Linked DNA regions of Mus musculus: region 2 is linked to region 1. The links are chromatin loops, found by intact Hi-C in ENCODE. Cell type or tissue: left cerebral cortex. All regions are shown on one strand. Region 1 overlaps Abtb2 (ankyrin repeat and BTB (POZ) domain containing 2). Region 2 overlaps Abtb2 (ankyrin repeat and BTB (POZ) domain containing 2).

Region 1 (8,000 bases):
TGGTCCACTGGGTTGCCAGGAGACCTTAATATAATAATGACTGTAAAGAACAGAAGAAGACTGCTAAAAACAAACAAACAAAAAAACAAACAGTTGCTGTGGTGTGTTTCTGTTTAGATACATTTTTAAGTAAATATAGACTCAGAAAATTGGTCTTTAAAAAGTGTGAATTCCAGACTGTCTGGGTTCTAAAACTGACCTGACCACTCAGTCCTAGCTGTGTGACCTTTAGCAGCTTGCTTGATTCCTCTACTCTAATTTCCATATCTGTAAAAAGAATAATAATAGAATATCCTTCAAAAGATTGTTGGGGGGGGGGGCTAAGTAACTCACATGTATAGTGTTTAAATAGTACTGTAACATGTAAACATTCCACAAGTTTAACTTTTCTCATGCTTACTATTGTTATTATTCCTGGGTCCCAGGAATGGAAGGGTGGGAAAAGTCTCCGCCTGACTTCTGTCATAGGGCTTACTTTCCTTTCATTACTGGCTGTGATGTTCTATGAAAACTGGCCAAGGAGACACCAGGGGTCTGCTTTAATTGTTTTGTTTAGAATATGTCCTTATTTCAACTTGGAAAGAAAAGTGAGCCTACCCAGGGCTGAGCCTGTCATTAGAAAGCTTGGGGTCTCTGCTAGATAATCAGCTGCTTCTAGCTCACTGCTTTGGAGACTAAGCTAGCAAGGGACATGGAAGGGAGACGGCATGATGGCTCTCTGGCCTCTTCATCACCCTAGATAACTCTGTCTCTCTGTGTGTTTTTTCTCTTTGTCTCTCTGTCTCTGTCTCTCACTGTCTCTGTCTCTCACTGTCTCTGTCTCTTTCTGTCTGTCTGTCTTTCTCTCATATACACTCTATGCAAATGATGGACCTCTTGATGGTTTTCCCATCTAAGCAACACTGAGAGAGCAGATGGAAGAAGCAGGATCCCTCTTGACAATGGGTCCTCCAGAGGAGAACTGGCTGCAGGTCTAGCTTCAAGATCAAGCTTCCTAAGAACTTACATGTTCTTCTGCAGTAGCATTGAAACAGCAATATAGGAAAGAGAAAGGCAATCTGACACTCTGAGTGGTATGGAGGACATCACTCAATCAGTTGCTATGGGAGAAGGGATAATAAGTATGCTAACAGCCTTCACTTGCTAAGTACTTTGTGGAAAAGGCACTCAGTTCTCAGACTAATTTATGGTACTATCACCTCATCTTACAGTAAGAAAAGAGAAAGTCAGAGCCAAGGTCACAGTTGGTAAGCCACAGAGCTAGGATTAAAACTCAGACTGTTAGACACCCACATCAGACTCTTAACCACCAGCCTACCTTCCTTCCCTGATACCTCCTCCAATACATGCCTCTCACCCAGATTCTCACTCCAATACATGCCTCTCACCCAGATTCTCACTCCAATACATGCCTCTCACCCAGATTCTTGCTTTGCCTTCTATTAATAATGCTGCAGTCATTTAGCTGGCTTATTCTGTCTATTGCTTTTCCAGTAAGTCCTTATGTATGAAATGGTGGGTTGCAATGGGATACACACACACACACACACACACACACACACACACACATCCCCAAAGACAGGGTTTCTGTGTGTCGTCCTGATTGTCCTATGCCAACACCACCTGGCTATATACATAATTTTTATTTTTGAAAAGAACTTCTGCTGGATAACATTAAGAGAAAAATATCTGGGCATGTGTCTTAGTGGTAGAGGCTTGTCTATGGCGCACAAAAGTTCTGAATTTGACTCATAGCACTACACAAGGAGGGGGTGGTAGGTATGAATGAATGAATGAATTTTGGCCAGGCAGCTCTCACTGTATCTTAGTAAGTTCAAAGTCAGAGAACAGATCTGAAGAAATCCTTGCAGACCTGAGACCCTCCCTATGTGATGTAAGAGTGAGATACACAGACTTGGCTCAGCATAACAATACACTAACACTAATGTGCCTTGGAAATCCACAATGAGCTCTCAACCTGGAAACGTTTTCTGCTTCTCTGCTTCCAGCCAGCTCAGCTCCTTAGGCACAGGTTGCCAGTCATTCCGGCTTACGGAAGGTGATGACGGCAATGAAGAACTGGACTGGCCGCCCTGACTGCTGACTCCTACCTGGGACCCTCCCAGCCTCCCAGAGGGCCAGGATGCTTCCCAGGTGGTAATGACTCACCTGGGCTGCAGGCAAACCCTGCCAAACCCTCCTTCCCTGATTGCACCTTGGCTTTCTGTGTGGTAGACCATGGGGGCCCAATCGCACATCACTCCAATTCTCTTGACTCAAAACCCAACAGGAAAAATCAGATTCCATCATTTGGAATACATTTGGCTTGGGTCCGAGACAGCATTCTTACTCAAGACCTGACTCAGAACAGGGCTGTAAGCCCCAGGCTAAAGCTGGATGGAGGAGAGTCTGAGTTACCAACATGCCCTTACCTCATTGACTTGGGGCTGTAAATAAAGATGAAGAAAAGCTACTAAAATCCCTCCCACCCTGACATACAACACCACATTCTCTGTGGAGATGACACACAGCACACTAGATTTTTCTCCAGAAACAACTCTGGGGACAAAACTACCACAGGCTTCCCTTGAACACAGTGTCATTTCCTTTTTACCCTGCCCTAAGAGGGGCTGACACAGCAATCCGATCTTCGATTTCCTGCCTAGAACCAGTCATAGATGAAAAGCTATGAACCACAATCACAGCTCCCATCAACACCCTGTCTACCCCAAGTCACCTCCACTTAGGTGGCCCCTAGCTCCACACCTCCCTTTTGGGATCACCTTTCATCTGCGTTTGCAGTGGTATGACTAGTTTCCCTGGAATAGTTAAGCAGAGTTAATTGCGCACTGTATGCTAAGGGATAATCACACACTGCCTGCCTTTCATGCCAAGCATATCTCTAAAACTCTGGCTCCCTGTTAGACAGGGCACTTGCATTCCTCTCATCAGGACAGCTGGGCATGGCCTTGACATCTGAGGTAGGGGAGGCCCTGGCTCAAGAAGGTCATGATCTTGCTGGAAGTGGCACTGGCTCTGCCACTCCTCCACGCAGTGCTAACACCTAGTATCTGAAGAGACCTTTGCACCTTTAATTCATCAGCTCACCAACTTCTAAGAACTAGAAACAACACCCAGGTGTCACCAGTGTGGGAAGGCTTTGCCCTGGTGACCTGGAAGTGGGATTTTATTTCTTTTTTTTTTTTTTTAAGATTTATTTATTTATTATATGTAAGTACACTGTAGCTGTCTTCAGACACTCCAGAAGAGGGCGTCAGATCTTGTTGCAGATGGTTGTGAGCCACCATGTGGTTGCTGGGATTTGAACTCCGGACCTTTGGAAGAGCAGTCGGGTGCTCTTACCCACTGAGCCATCTCACCAGCCCCGGGGGATTTTATTTCTTATGGGAGGCTCCTGAATGATACCAACTAGAAATGCCACCACTTTCAGACAGGAGAAATGCAGCATTGCAGAGTCATGTCAAACCCCTGACCAAAGGTGACTAATGATTCCCAAGACCAAGGGTCCTGACCAATTTTAAGTTTTCAAAAAACATTTAAAATAGATTGTCTTTCTTCTCCCCTGGATTTAATCAGTTATTTTTGGCTGCAAATAAAACTAGTGCTAGTCCTTACTTGAAGTTACACTTCATAATCCAGTTACTATTCTTAAGGGAAAATATTAATACACAAACTTCTATTTGGCTATACATACCACGTGACTCCTTCCATACACACTTCCCCAACGCAGCCCCTCCCACGCCCCAAGCCTGCCATCTCATCTTGGCTTTACTGGCATACACATCTGGATCGCATAAATCTCAAGTATAGTTTTCAATATTAGTACTGCTTAGGGTTACGGCACTTGACAAGTCTCAAATGCTGGGATGTCAAATCAAATCACTCTGACCAGTCACAGAAGAGACAGGGTAGGGAGGATGTGCAAGGAGACTATAATAATAAACAAGGGCTTGCAGCTGACCCGGCCATTCTTGTTCAACTGCATAGAGGCTCAGCGGTAACCTAATGGACTCTCAGGTTCAAAACAGTGTTGACCTGCAGGCTCACATCTCCACCCTTCCCAGATGGTGTGAGGAGGTGAGCAGTGTGGCTGGCTGGGGTCTGCTAATGCATCCTGATTTCTACTGCACGGCCAGGCAAAGACGCCTGTATTCTTAAATGTGTCTCGTCAAAGCAATTCCACTTTCAAGGCAGCTTCTCGGATGAGTGCCACTCCCAAAGACATAAAGAATATGAAAGATTGTTTCTAGGGTAAATCCATCACCCTGGGGCTTTATGCTGCTTGCCAAATACAATGTAAAAGCTGGGATGACTGGGTGAGGAGCCAGCTCAGCAGATGCCCACTGCTGAGAAGAATACATTTAAAGGTTAAAATTAATCTACTTGGGTATAACCCTGGTGAGTCTATGGTCCAAAGAACATCTTTGAAGGTTTACATTTTACTTTTATTAGTCACATTTATGTCTTTACCAGTTGATCCAGCTTTACAATGTGTCATGACCCTGAGGGTTTTAGGAGGGCAGTGGATTTGTAAGGATACCCTGAGTGCTTTGTGATCAAACCTAAAAGCAAGTAGCTGCAAAAAGTGAAAAAGAAAGGGTCGTCTGAATTTCATTTTCCTGTACCATAAACAAAGCAAAAACAAACAAAAACATTATCTTTTGTTAATAGTCACGTAATGCTTGTTATAAACATTGGAGACAAGCAAGTAGCACGGAATCTCTTCAGTGTTTTTTCCTAGCAACTCCCAGAGTTGCTGATAAATGTTATGTGAAAATAATGTCCACAGTTCATGCCTTGAATATTAGTGGGCTAAACAGTGTTATTTATTTCTCTACTGCCTGACTTCTCAGGCCCTTGAATATGCAAATGTGCAATAAAATGACAAAAAGACAAAGACAGTATCATATACTTCCTAAACACATTTAGCTATGGAATCTTTTATGGAGCCTTCTCTCTTGAGGTGCATTCTGAGAACACGTTGGGGATTAATTGATGCTTAGGTTCTTAGTAAACCATCAGCAGTCCCAGTCCACTGATAAGGCTCTATTTTGATTTCCTGTAGGCTCAATAGGGTCTGAGCTTGTCGGCATCACCGTTCTGCAGGGGGAAAGGTAAGTAAATGTACATGTGCTGCTGTGTGCTGGCATTTCCAAGCTGGAGATGAAATGCCCAGTGGAAGCACAGAGAGGTGCCCCAAGTCAAGAGACCATCAAGCAGTCTGGGAAGATGTCCAAAGATGCCCGCCTCTATAGAGGCACAGTGGTGGCAGACCATGATTAACCCCCAGGTGGTCTAATGTCTAATGGTTTGTGAAAAGCTCACAGGAACACAGCTCTGAGGTAGAGCGTGTATGTACAGGCCGTCTGCCTTCCCCTTCATATCCTAACTGCCACCAATGAAAGCTAAACAGAAACCAGAAACCATTGTCCTCCTGTGAAATGAAATCTGAACGGGTGCATGAAGTCCCTGGTTAGTGTGGCTGAATGAGTGTAATGGAGACCTGACTCTGCTTTCTTCACCAAAGTCAGCACTGCTGTTTCCTGGGCGTCGGCAACTGCCACACTTTGCAACACAATCTTTCATTCCCCCTGTAACTCCATGAGAAGTCAAGACTTCATTTCCCTTCACAGAGAAGGAAGTGAGGGCTTAGAACATTTGGATCTACACTGGAAGGTTTAGCCAGTATTCCATATGCTTTGTGTAACAGGAGACTCCCATGCAAGAGGTTCTTGTTGAACAGAGGACACAAGGAATCATAGGCAGAAAGAACGGAATTAGTTGGGATGAGATTTCAGATCTGTAGGCTTCATGTCAAACTCTTCACATTACCAAAAAGGAAGGAGGGCGACTAGGGAGCTGAGCACCCTAGCTATGCTCCTGTCTGCTCTGCTCCCTGCCTGCTGGGTTAGCTCCAACAGGCACACCAGGGAGGACATCACGCAGCTCTCCCTGTGCCCACTCAGCATAGCCTTTCCTGTAGCCTGCAGCCATCACCAGTCTTCTCACCTTTGAGAACTGCCTGAGGCCACTTTTTTTTTTCCTCTTTCTGCCAATTCAGAACGTACCTCCTTCTAGAAGATGTTCAGGTGCTTTCCACAAGCACTTGGAACATCCTCTAACCCTCTTACTCAGTTCATTGGCTCTGCTGAGCTGAGTTGAGGCTGCTCTACTCTATCATGATGGCTCCTACCTGTGCAGTGCCAAGAAACTCTCTGACTTCTCTGGCTAGCACACCCGCTCAAGCCTCAGACCTGTGTCTCCTATCAGAACTTACACCACCATGCTTTCAACCCACTGCAAAGCCTCTGGACCTGAAACCATCGATACTCTCTCTGCTCTCTGCGTAACCTTTTGTGGCCTCCTGGTGGGCCTATAGGTCAGTGAGTTCCAAAGCCCAAATCGTTTGTTTTCTTCAAAAGAACTAATGAGTAACAACAGCTATTTGCTACAATGAAGCGGCACCAATGAGTCCAGGTTGCTGACAGCTTTTTCATGTGAAGAAGCTGATAGGGAGGACATAGAACTGCACTCCAGGATCGAGCCAACTCTCTTCCTAGCTCTTGAAACACTGTTTCTGCCTGAAAAAGAAAGGAAAAGAAAGGAAAAGAAAAGAAGAAGCAACACTGTTTCTTTCCTTCTAGCCAAATGGTGCATTTTTAGACTGTGGAAGAAAAGTATCCTGAGTAAATGCATAAGACCCTGTGCAATATTTGGGTACAGCTGTAGTCCATAGCAATAATGATAAGAGAAAAAGACTGTAAACCACAGTGTCCAAGAAAAGTGATGCTACATGTTTATCTTTGTATCTTGGAGCTGCCATTGCAAAATACCATAAACTGCATGGCTTATAAGCTGATAGAAAATTCTTTGTCACTGTTCTGAAGGCTGGAAGTACAAGACCAAGGCAAACTTGGTATGCAGGGTGGGCCTACTCTCTTGACCCACTCTCTTTGTAGCTGTGACCTTGCATGGTCAAAGAGGTGGTGCCAGCTAGCCTTTTGGAATCTCTTAGTATTAGGACTCTACCTCGTAACCCTGTCTGAGGCTAATAGTCTGATGACTGGGTTCCTAAGACTTGTAATTTCTAATCGCAGCAAGTAGGAAATTAGCGGTTTGCTTATTTTTGTAGGGAGAGGTAGGTAGCAACAGGACCTTGCTAAGTAGCCTAGGTTGGCCTTGAACTTATGATGCTCTTGCCTCATTCTCCCAAGTGCTGGGATTATAAGTATGCTCTACAATGTCTGGCTGGTACTTAGATTTTTCATTTTTCTGCTTTTGAGTCAGATTCTCACTCTTTATTCTGGGCTGGGTTGAAACTAATTACTATGTAGGCCAGGTTTGCCCCAAGTTCACAGTATTTACATAATCCTCAGCTTCATATATACTGGATTACAGATATGAACCACTATAGTGGAGTCATCTGGCATGATAACATTTCAGCATATGAATTTGGGAGGACATATTAATTCCACAGCGATACAGGACATCTTGTATAATGAAACACCTTGCAAGACTTTAAACATGAGTATGGAGTGGTGGGCAAGATAGTTCAGAAGGCAAGTGTGCTTGCTGCCAAGAGTGACAGTGAGTTCAAGACCTGGAATCCACACAGTGAAGGAGAAAACCAAACTCTGATCTCCACACACGTGCACACAAACACACAAACACATACACACTTAAATGTGAAAAATTTAAAGACTTTGAAAACCTGTATTTGTTGAGTTAAAAAGGTGTGCTCAGTGAAAACAGCATTCAAAGTCTGACATTCTTGTAAAGACAATCTCCACATCTTGAAGACACAAACACTAAGCAAGGGGATTACAGATAACCTTAACATTTCTGCTGTGCTCCAGTTTTAAAGTTTGTCTGCACTGGGAAGATTGACTGGATAGTAAAAATATATAAAACCGTTTCCTTTGGGGGTAGGAGGTGGGAGGTGCCATTCCTCTAACCACTGTTCCTTTTCTATTTTTCCT
Region 2 (8,000 bases), 58 kb before region 1:
TTGATAAGGTCTCACCATGTAGTCTAGGCTAACCCGGAACTTACTATGCAGACTACACAGGCCTTCAACGTTGTGTGTCACCATGTCTGGCTGACTTTACCTAATGGTATTTTAAACTTTGGGATATGGCAAGCATGCACTCATGCAGCCATCATGCTTTTTACTTTTATTTAAGTATTCAACAACCATTTATTACATAGAATCTATATTTATGATCAGTCTTTGGTCGTCTAGGCATGGAAGCACACATCTGTAATTCTAGCACTTGGGAGACAGGGGTAAGAGAATCATGACTTGATGGGCATCTAGCCTACAGAATGAATTTTACACTAGACTGAGCTATGCAGCAAGACCAGACTGAATCTCAAGAACACAAAACAAAACAAAAAAATGAAATAGTGTCCAGATCAGTGAATGTTTTTACCTGAGATATTTAAAAATAATGATTCTACCAAGATGTGACCCATCTCACAATAAGAGGGGCATCTGTAATATGTCTCCCACTCTGGACCACTTTTGAGAGAGAAGGAAAGTGCTGTTGCCAACACGGGGATGGCCAGGTATAAAGAGGCACTTCATCCTCACAGTGTTAGGGCACTTGACTAAAGAATCTTTGTCCACAGCAGTCCCTCTGCCTGATCCACACTACCTGTTTTGCAAGGGCATTTCCTCCCACCCACCAGCTTGGCATACCTCCATGCTCCCCTTCAGCAACATGCCCTATGACATACAGGACTTACCAGGTTTGTATTCTTTTATTTGTGTGGGATTTTGTGGGCTTTTCCCTTGAGTACAATTTTTCTAAGGCTCACTGTCATCTCCTGCCATCTTTCAGCAAAGAAAGTCCATTAGGAGCCATCTACTGAGTTTATAACAAAGGGCATATTTCTTACTCAGCCCTTGGGTCATGTTCTCAGGGGTCCATTTACTCCTGAGCTGCACTCTGAAGGCAAAGAGAGACTTCCTAGTCTTTTGTTCCTGAAGGCTTCAGGTAACTTGAATATTCTTTTTAGATAAAAACAGTTAATTCCTAGATAAAAAGCTGGCAATGTCTCATGAGGACTTCCTAGAACCAGGCAGACTGGGGCTAAGGTAGCTCTAGGAAAGTAGCTGGAAAACTAGGATAAGGCAGGAAAGGGAGAGGCAGATGTGGTGATGTGGTTGTGCTAACATGCAGCCTTGAGTCATGATGGAAAGATCACAACCGGCCTCGACTCCTGGAGGTATCTTATGTGGGTGAGGAGGTCTAGGTGCCAATGGAGACTACATGCAGGTCGCCACCACACCCTTTTCCACGTAGCAGGAAGGGCCTTAAGCCTTCATAGTTGAGGCTATCAGATCCATTCTCAGGCTAGCATGTCTCGGCATTGTTGCTGGACTGATCCAGCAGGCCAGGGTATCACTGCTACCCACACACATGGGGTGGCAGGAGTGTGACAGCAAACCTTTCTCAACTCCTGGGCCACCGGTGTGGCTTTCTTGGACGATAGGTCACACATCATCCACAGGGCCCAGTGCTGCCATGTGCCAGAGACCCACTTTCTCTTTCCATACTCGCTGACACAGCTGACTACGGACCATACATTCTCTCACCATCTAAAAGCCAGACAGGCCAGGACTTCCAACCTATGCAAATACTCTTTTCTCTTGTGGGCACTTGCCACAGCTCATTGGACTCTGCCAGGAAGGTAGCCTTATCAGGATCCCAGGGCTCAGTTGTTCCCAAGACAACTTGATATTTATCCCACAGACATCTACCTGCTGGGATGGGGAACATGGTGGAGTTTTTGAGCTAGGCCCTGGAAATGGTATTTCTATTCAAATGTAGCTGAGTGAAATCATACTCTATCTGCTTCCCCACTCACCTGCGGTCTAGGGAAGAAAGGTGACACACTCGAAAGTGTCACATATGGAGCTTCTAAAAATGTCTGGGAAACAACCTATGTTGAACTTAGGGTAGACAGAGATGATCTCATGTAGAGAGGAATTCCTGATAGGTAAATAGTGACCCTGTGGATGGGGGTGGGGATGTGGATGGGAGGCAGCAGTCAGAAATGAGGAAGAAAAGGCAGGCTCCCGTGCTGGATCTAACTCTGCTTTCTACACCTATAGCCCAACTGCAGCCCTGTGAATACTCTGGCACAGACTTCTGACTTGCATACTATATTGCTAGGATCTGGGCACCAACTTATGCCAAGCAAGCCTGAGGCCATTTGCATATCACCTTTGACCCTTCAGCTGCTTGCCAGAGAGGTTTGTCATGAGTTCATGTCTTACCAGTGTGAAAGCCAAGGCACATCACTCAGGTCATATAGTAGTCAAACCATAACTAGACTGGCCCTTAGAAAACATGACAAATGTACTGGGATCTTCCATGATGTCCAGCTGCCATATAGGGCACATTGAATCTGCTGGCCAATAGAGAAATAGGAGGTGTAATGGGACACCTCCGTGGGCCATGTACCCATGCTGCCCAGACTCCACCTTTACTCACATCCTCGACAGACTCTGAACTGAAAGCTGGACACCAGCGTCTCAAAGAGTGCACTCAAAATATTAAAAACCCCATTCCAAAACTGCATATACTAAACATGGGAAAGGGAGGGGGCAGGGCAAGCCACAGCCAGCTGAGAGGCTGCTTGTCTGGGTTGTGTGGGAAGGAATAAATCTAAGGAGATGCCTGGAAGGCAGGTGAGGGCAGGCCAGAAAACGAGCCTGGTCTGGCTCTTGATCTGCTAAAGCTCCTAGCTGCTCGCACTGTCAGGGTCTGAATCATCTCCAGAAGGGCCTCGGAAGCACCTCAAAAATGCAGGATCCCTTGAGAGGGAGGCCTTCCCTATACCAGGCACTCTCAGAAACACAGCCACACTACAGACAAAAGGGATTGTTGCTGTCATGTAACTCCAAATGAATGAAGCCTGGGCTGGGCAGTTCCCAGTCTTCTTTTTTTGTGTGTGTGAAGACTGGCGGTTGTAACAATGGGACAGGAAGTCCCAGGCAAGGGGCAGCCCGCAGGGGCACTTGTCAGAGGCCTGGCCAGGATCCTGTTCTGTCTCCGTACTCTATTATCTGGCACTGCCACTTTCTTTGTCTGCTCCAAATCCCTGGCTCGCTCCTTCTCGGATGTTGGCAGATGCCCACATTCAGGCTGGCCACCCAGAGCTAGCAAACCAAGTCTGATGGGAAGCAGTTGAGAGCCAGCCACCCATGTCACAGTGGAGGGGAGGGAGCTGATGGAGAGGTCCGAGACTTGCCCTCTCAGTCTGGGGAAGGCAAGAGAGAGTGCACAGTAAGAAGTCCCTGGTTTGTTATAATCAGAATTCCCGGCCTGAACTCTACTTTGCCTCTTTCTTTCTAGCTGAGACCTTGGCATGTCTGGGTCCTCCTCAGGCCCCCAGGTCCTGCTCAGACCTACAGTCTGCTGTAAATGGGAACAAGAAAAGTTTCCTCCAAGAGCTATGGGCAAGGAACTGTTACGGAGCTGGGTAAAGTGCTTCAGAGACTGTCAGGCTTGATCTTAATGTTGAGGGTCTACACAAAATCCCTTAATGTTCTCTAAGAATGATGCATCCTGGACTGCCATCCTGAAGTGCCATCAGAAGTGACTATTGACTCCCCTCCCCTCTGGAGTGTGGGTAAGATAGAGTAATATATTCTACTAGGCTGAATTCTTGCTTCTTACCGAAACAACAAAGATAATCAAGTCAGATCATATTGCTCCTAGGTATGCATTGGCAGCAGGTCACACACAGGTACCATGGTAGCTGAACCTTAATGAGCAGGAGGCCAGGAACACAATACAAATGAATGTTGGAAAATGACTGATAGTTTGCTTGGCCAGAGAAAATCAAGGCTGTAGAATACTCTGAATCCTCGGATAGTAGTTTAAACTCTAATACATCTATAAACACTTCAGTTTCAAACAATTCTCACTTCACCTTAGTTCTCAACTTGGGACATCTGGTCTACCTCCATCCTCTTTGCTCCTCACCAGGTTCCTTACCTCCTGCTGAGTTACAAGAAAGTAAAGACAGACACTGAAGAGGGAAGTATACTAGCAAAGGGGGAAAATACGCACTTTGAGTAGATATGATTTTTAAGCTTACCAATGTTTTGGGATTATCTGTGAACTAAACATGACTATTTTAGTCCTTCCATAAGTTTATGATAATAACATCTGCACAGTTCATTAGCAATTACCACATATGGGGAGCTTATATTGTGTATTACCTTATTTGATCTCCATGAACTCAGTTGGAAATAGGTCAAGTCATTTCCACTTCAAGTAAGAGGTTTGGGAAATTAAATGCTTGCAGTCACATATCTGGTAAATGATAAAACAGGAACCCCTTTGCCCTAACTTCACAGACCCCAACCATTAGATGCCATTGGCTATTTTGCTAGCTGAAGACAATATTTAATAATTTGTGTTTCAGGAACTGTTCTATGTCAGAAACAAAGAAGACTCATGATGTTTACATTTTCAAGGGGTGAGAAATGGCCAAACAAGTAGATTTACACTTAAACAAGATCATTTCAAAAAGAAAAAAGAGGGAGAGATGACAGGGAATGTGTTGGATGGGAGAGACGGCCCTCAGTGTGATCTGAAAACTACATACCAGTCCTTGTGGAGGTTACTGGCAATGCAAAGTGGGGGAACATGGAAGCAATACTTAAACCACTCAATAGCTATTATTTCATTTACTTCCATTTTGGGTAAACAGATGGAGATTTAATGCACAAAAAGCGGGGAAGAGGCATGGAGAAAAGAGCTTAACATTGCAAATCTTCTTGAAGTGGTATTTAAGGGAATCACAAGTCAGTAGCATGAAGCTCCCATCACCATCATCTCTATTATGTGATAAGAAAACACTTTCGCAAGCTGAGCAAAAGATTAACGAGCCACTTAGACTCAACGAACACCAACCGGTGGGTGCCTCTGAACATCACCCTTCTGCATCTGGAACAGAACAAAGGAAAATAGATGCCTGTCCTCACTGTGGGGCTCATCTGTGTAAGTAAGGGTCATGTCCCCAGAACTTGGGGAGCCATCTAAAGAAGCAGGCCTGGAATTTCATATTACCAAGAAGGAACAGTCTCTGGGAATCAGAGGAAGAAACGCTGAACTGGACTCTTAGAACACATCTCCGAGGATATGCTCACCAACGGCAAACTACTAACCCACAGCCTGACATTGAAACATTTGCTAACTAGGAACTGGTAATGACTGGGGGTTAGGTGGAGGTGTCCTACCAAAGTTTTGTTCCTTTAAAGTGTGAATTCATTTGCCATGATATTTGCATCTGGGAATACCAGAAGCCCTGTGTTTTTGTTGTTTAAGCCATGCTTAAGTCATAATTTTCTCTGGTTGTGTTGTGAGGGCTATTTAAAGTCCTTGGTCTGATCTGCCAGGGTCTATCAACAATTCTAGTCTTCTCAGAGATTATCCTTAATGTGGTAATGAAGACTTCACATATACCACATGCCAGACACTGTTATATATATTTATATATTAATCTTAGAGCATCCTGAAGTTGCTACTATTGTTCCTATGCTAAGCAGAATTGAGACATAAAGCTGAAGTGACAGGCATGAGGCCATCTGGTTTGGGGATTTGAAGCTAGGCAGGCTTTGATCCAGAGAGCCAACCTAACACACTGCCACAAAATTCAAGCTTCCTCTCACACTGATGGCTGAAGGTTCTGAAATGCAGCAAGGCTGAGTTCAAAAAGTGTATCTTTGAGCACAACTTTATTCTTTAGATAAGACTACACTAACTGAATGAAGACTCAATGACAGCAGGTCTTGCAAGGTTCCATCCCAGTACAGACACTCTTGGTTTAGGGTCTGAGATACTGGCAAAAGCCTCTGGAAGAGGTCTCCCTCTACAAAGAGGCACTATGTAGAGCTGAGGGAGGGAGGTCAGGAACTGCAGCTAGGGCCCACGTTTTGAGCAAATAGCCTGGTAGCCATTGTAACTACCACTTTTTCTCCCTGGCCTTACTTCTTCAGGGTCCTGGGCTCTGATGCACAGGTCTGGTCACCTTACCCCAATCTGACCCTGAACATTTAACTCTGTGTCTCCTTCCATTCTTAATGACTGATGACATCTTCCAGCAATTTGCTGGCAAGAGAACAGGTCTCTTGCCTCCCATGCATGTCTATACAGTCCTCCTTCTCCTCATTCCTCAGGATGGTTATAGTCTAGGCTACCACCCCAGCTGGCCAACCCTCTGCCTCCAGGCATTACCACCATCAAGGACCACATGGCCAGATGGTTGCCCATCCTCTTCCAGGCCTCAGGGGAGGGATCCACAGACTCCTGGATCCCTGACAGGAGCTTCTTTCACTTTCTAAGCTTAATCTCTTGGTGACACACCCCACAGGGCAGCAGCTGTGACTAATCCTGTGTTCTAGGCCCTGCCTTGTGTGTCTGGCTGGTGCTGTGACACTGAGCTGCCAGGGAGCAAGGCATCCTGGGAGGGCAGAGCTCTCAAGGCTAACAAGTGGGGTCCTGGTAGAGATGAGGCAGGTAAGGCTATAGGGGCCCTGAAGGGGTAGACCTGAAAGCTGGGACACACTCATGATGTCTGAGAGCTTTGGGGTCAGGGAGAAGAGAGATCTGAAACACTGTAAAAAGCCAAGGGCCCAGGGCTCAGGAGTATAGTTCTAGTCTCTTCTAGTCATTCACCAGTTAGGCCCAGGCCTGATACACCACCCTTCTGAAAAATATGATCATAAGAAACAGAAATGGATAGAATGCTCTTTAAAAGGGCCATAATAATACATCTCACATCTCTCTCTCTCTCTCTCTCTCTCTCTCTCTCTCTCTCTCTCTCTCTCTCTCTTTCTCTCTCTCACACACACACACTCTAGTGTAGAGTTATTTTCCCTGTCAAGAGAGATATGTGGATGAACTCAGGACTCTGCCACAGAGTGTGTACACTATTCCTGGCCTGATTCAGGTCAGTAGAATGCTTTCCCACTCGTTTTCACAAGCCCTGCCCTGCATGTGACTCTAATTTCCTACTGTTTTTTCTTTTTTAACTCCCTTCCCAAGCACAGAGCTCACAGGTCTAGGGGAAGGTTGCCTTGCAGAGAGATACTGAGGCCCCACTGAACAGTATAGGCTTAGTAGGGAATGTCACACAATGTGCTCCACACAAAAGGGATGCTAGCATGTTGCTGCTCTTTATCTGCAGAGCTATGGTCACTCAAGGTCCCTCCCTAGACGAAATCATAGTATATTTCTTATAACACAAATAGAGAAGACTTGAATAGCCACGCCGCCAAAATGAGTCCCCTTGGAATAGGTGGTGAATGAGAGATCACTTAAGAGTCCCAAAGAGACCCAGACATCAGTCCCCAAGAAAGGACTTCAGGCCACACCTTCACTGCCACACCTGGAATCACAGTCTCTGAGCAGTTTGGGTTGCACATTTCTGAGATGAGCGAGGAAGGGCCTCAGGGGAGGAAGCAGGTAGAGTCAGGGGAGTATTGTGAGCTCACAAAAACAAAGCCCTAGGATCCTGGCAAACTCCAGTTACTGCAAGGAGGCAAATTTTCTCAGCTATTTGGTAAGGGTGTTGGGGTAGCAGAGACTCAAGGGGCTCTGAGGCCCAGCCCAGCACTGTCTCCACAGCCTCTAGGGTCTGTCCTGTCCAAGAAGGTCTGAGGCACAGCAGGGCCTACATCAGCAGAGGGGGACCAGTTCATGAAGCACTGTGTACCTGGGATCGCAGAAGCATCTGCTTGTCTGTATTAAGATTTGAAAATTTTGGATTTCATTGCTCCCACAGTGGTGGTTCCAATTTCCTACCAATCTAATACTTGTTTGAAATGATTCATGGAAAAATACCTTTGTGACCAGTAGACTCATGCTGCAGAGTGTGGTTTCTAGATAATTGGTTTCTAAACGCATACACATGTGTCTGTTACTATTCAAACTCAGTGGCTACCACCACATGCAGATAATGGACTCCTGCCACAGAGGAGCCTGA

Evidence for each region. Peaks named below come from ENCODE experiments on the same cell type or tissue, not always from the same donor. Only the 100,000 strongest peaks of a DNase experiment are listed, where the experiment ranks them.
Region 2: it touches region 1 in a loop (1.8-fold over the local background); 3 of 42 quality-filtered maps call a loop at or near these places.

The regions. Positions count from the first base shown.
Region 1 is chr2:103,627,417-103,635,416 of GRCm38, reverse strand. All of the region lies in intron 1 of Abtb2 (ankyrin repeat and BTB (POZ) domain containing 2), which reads right to left. 8030431J09Rik (a long non-coding RNA gene) reads right to left here. Exons shown (of 2, transcript XR_866592.2): 2 at 1-8,000. Among named protein-coding and RNA genes, the nearest start is that of 8030431J09Rik, 59 kb to the right of the region's middle. RefSeq lists an enhancer at 7,885-8,000. In left cerebral cortex, a CTCF peak has its summit at 3,270 (motif pointing right); no DNase peak of the experiment used is centred here.
Region 2 is chr2:103,685,700-103,693,699 of GRCm38, reverse strand. All of the region lies in intron 3 of Abtb2 (ankyrin repeat and BTB (POZ) domain containing 2), which reads right to left. Among named protein-coding and RNA genes, the nearest start is that of Nat10, 72 kb to the left of the region's middle. In left cerebral cortex, no CTCF peak of the experiment used is centred here; a DNase peak (open chromatin) is centred at 3,098.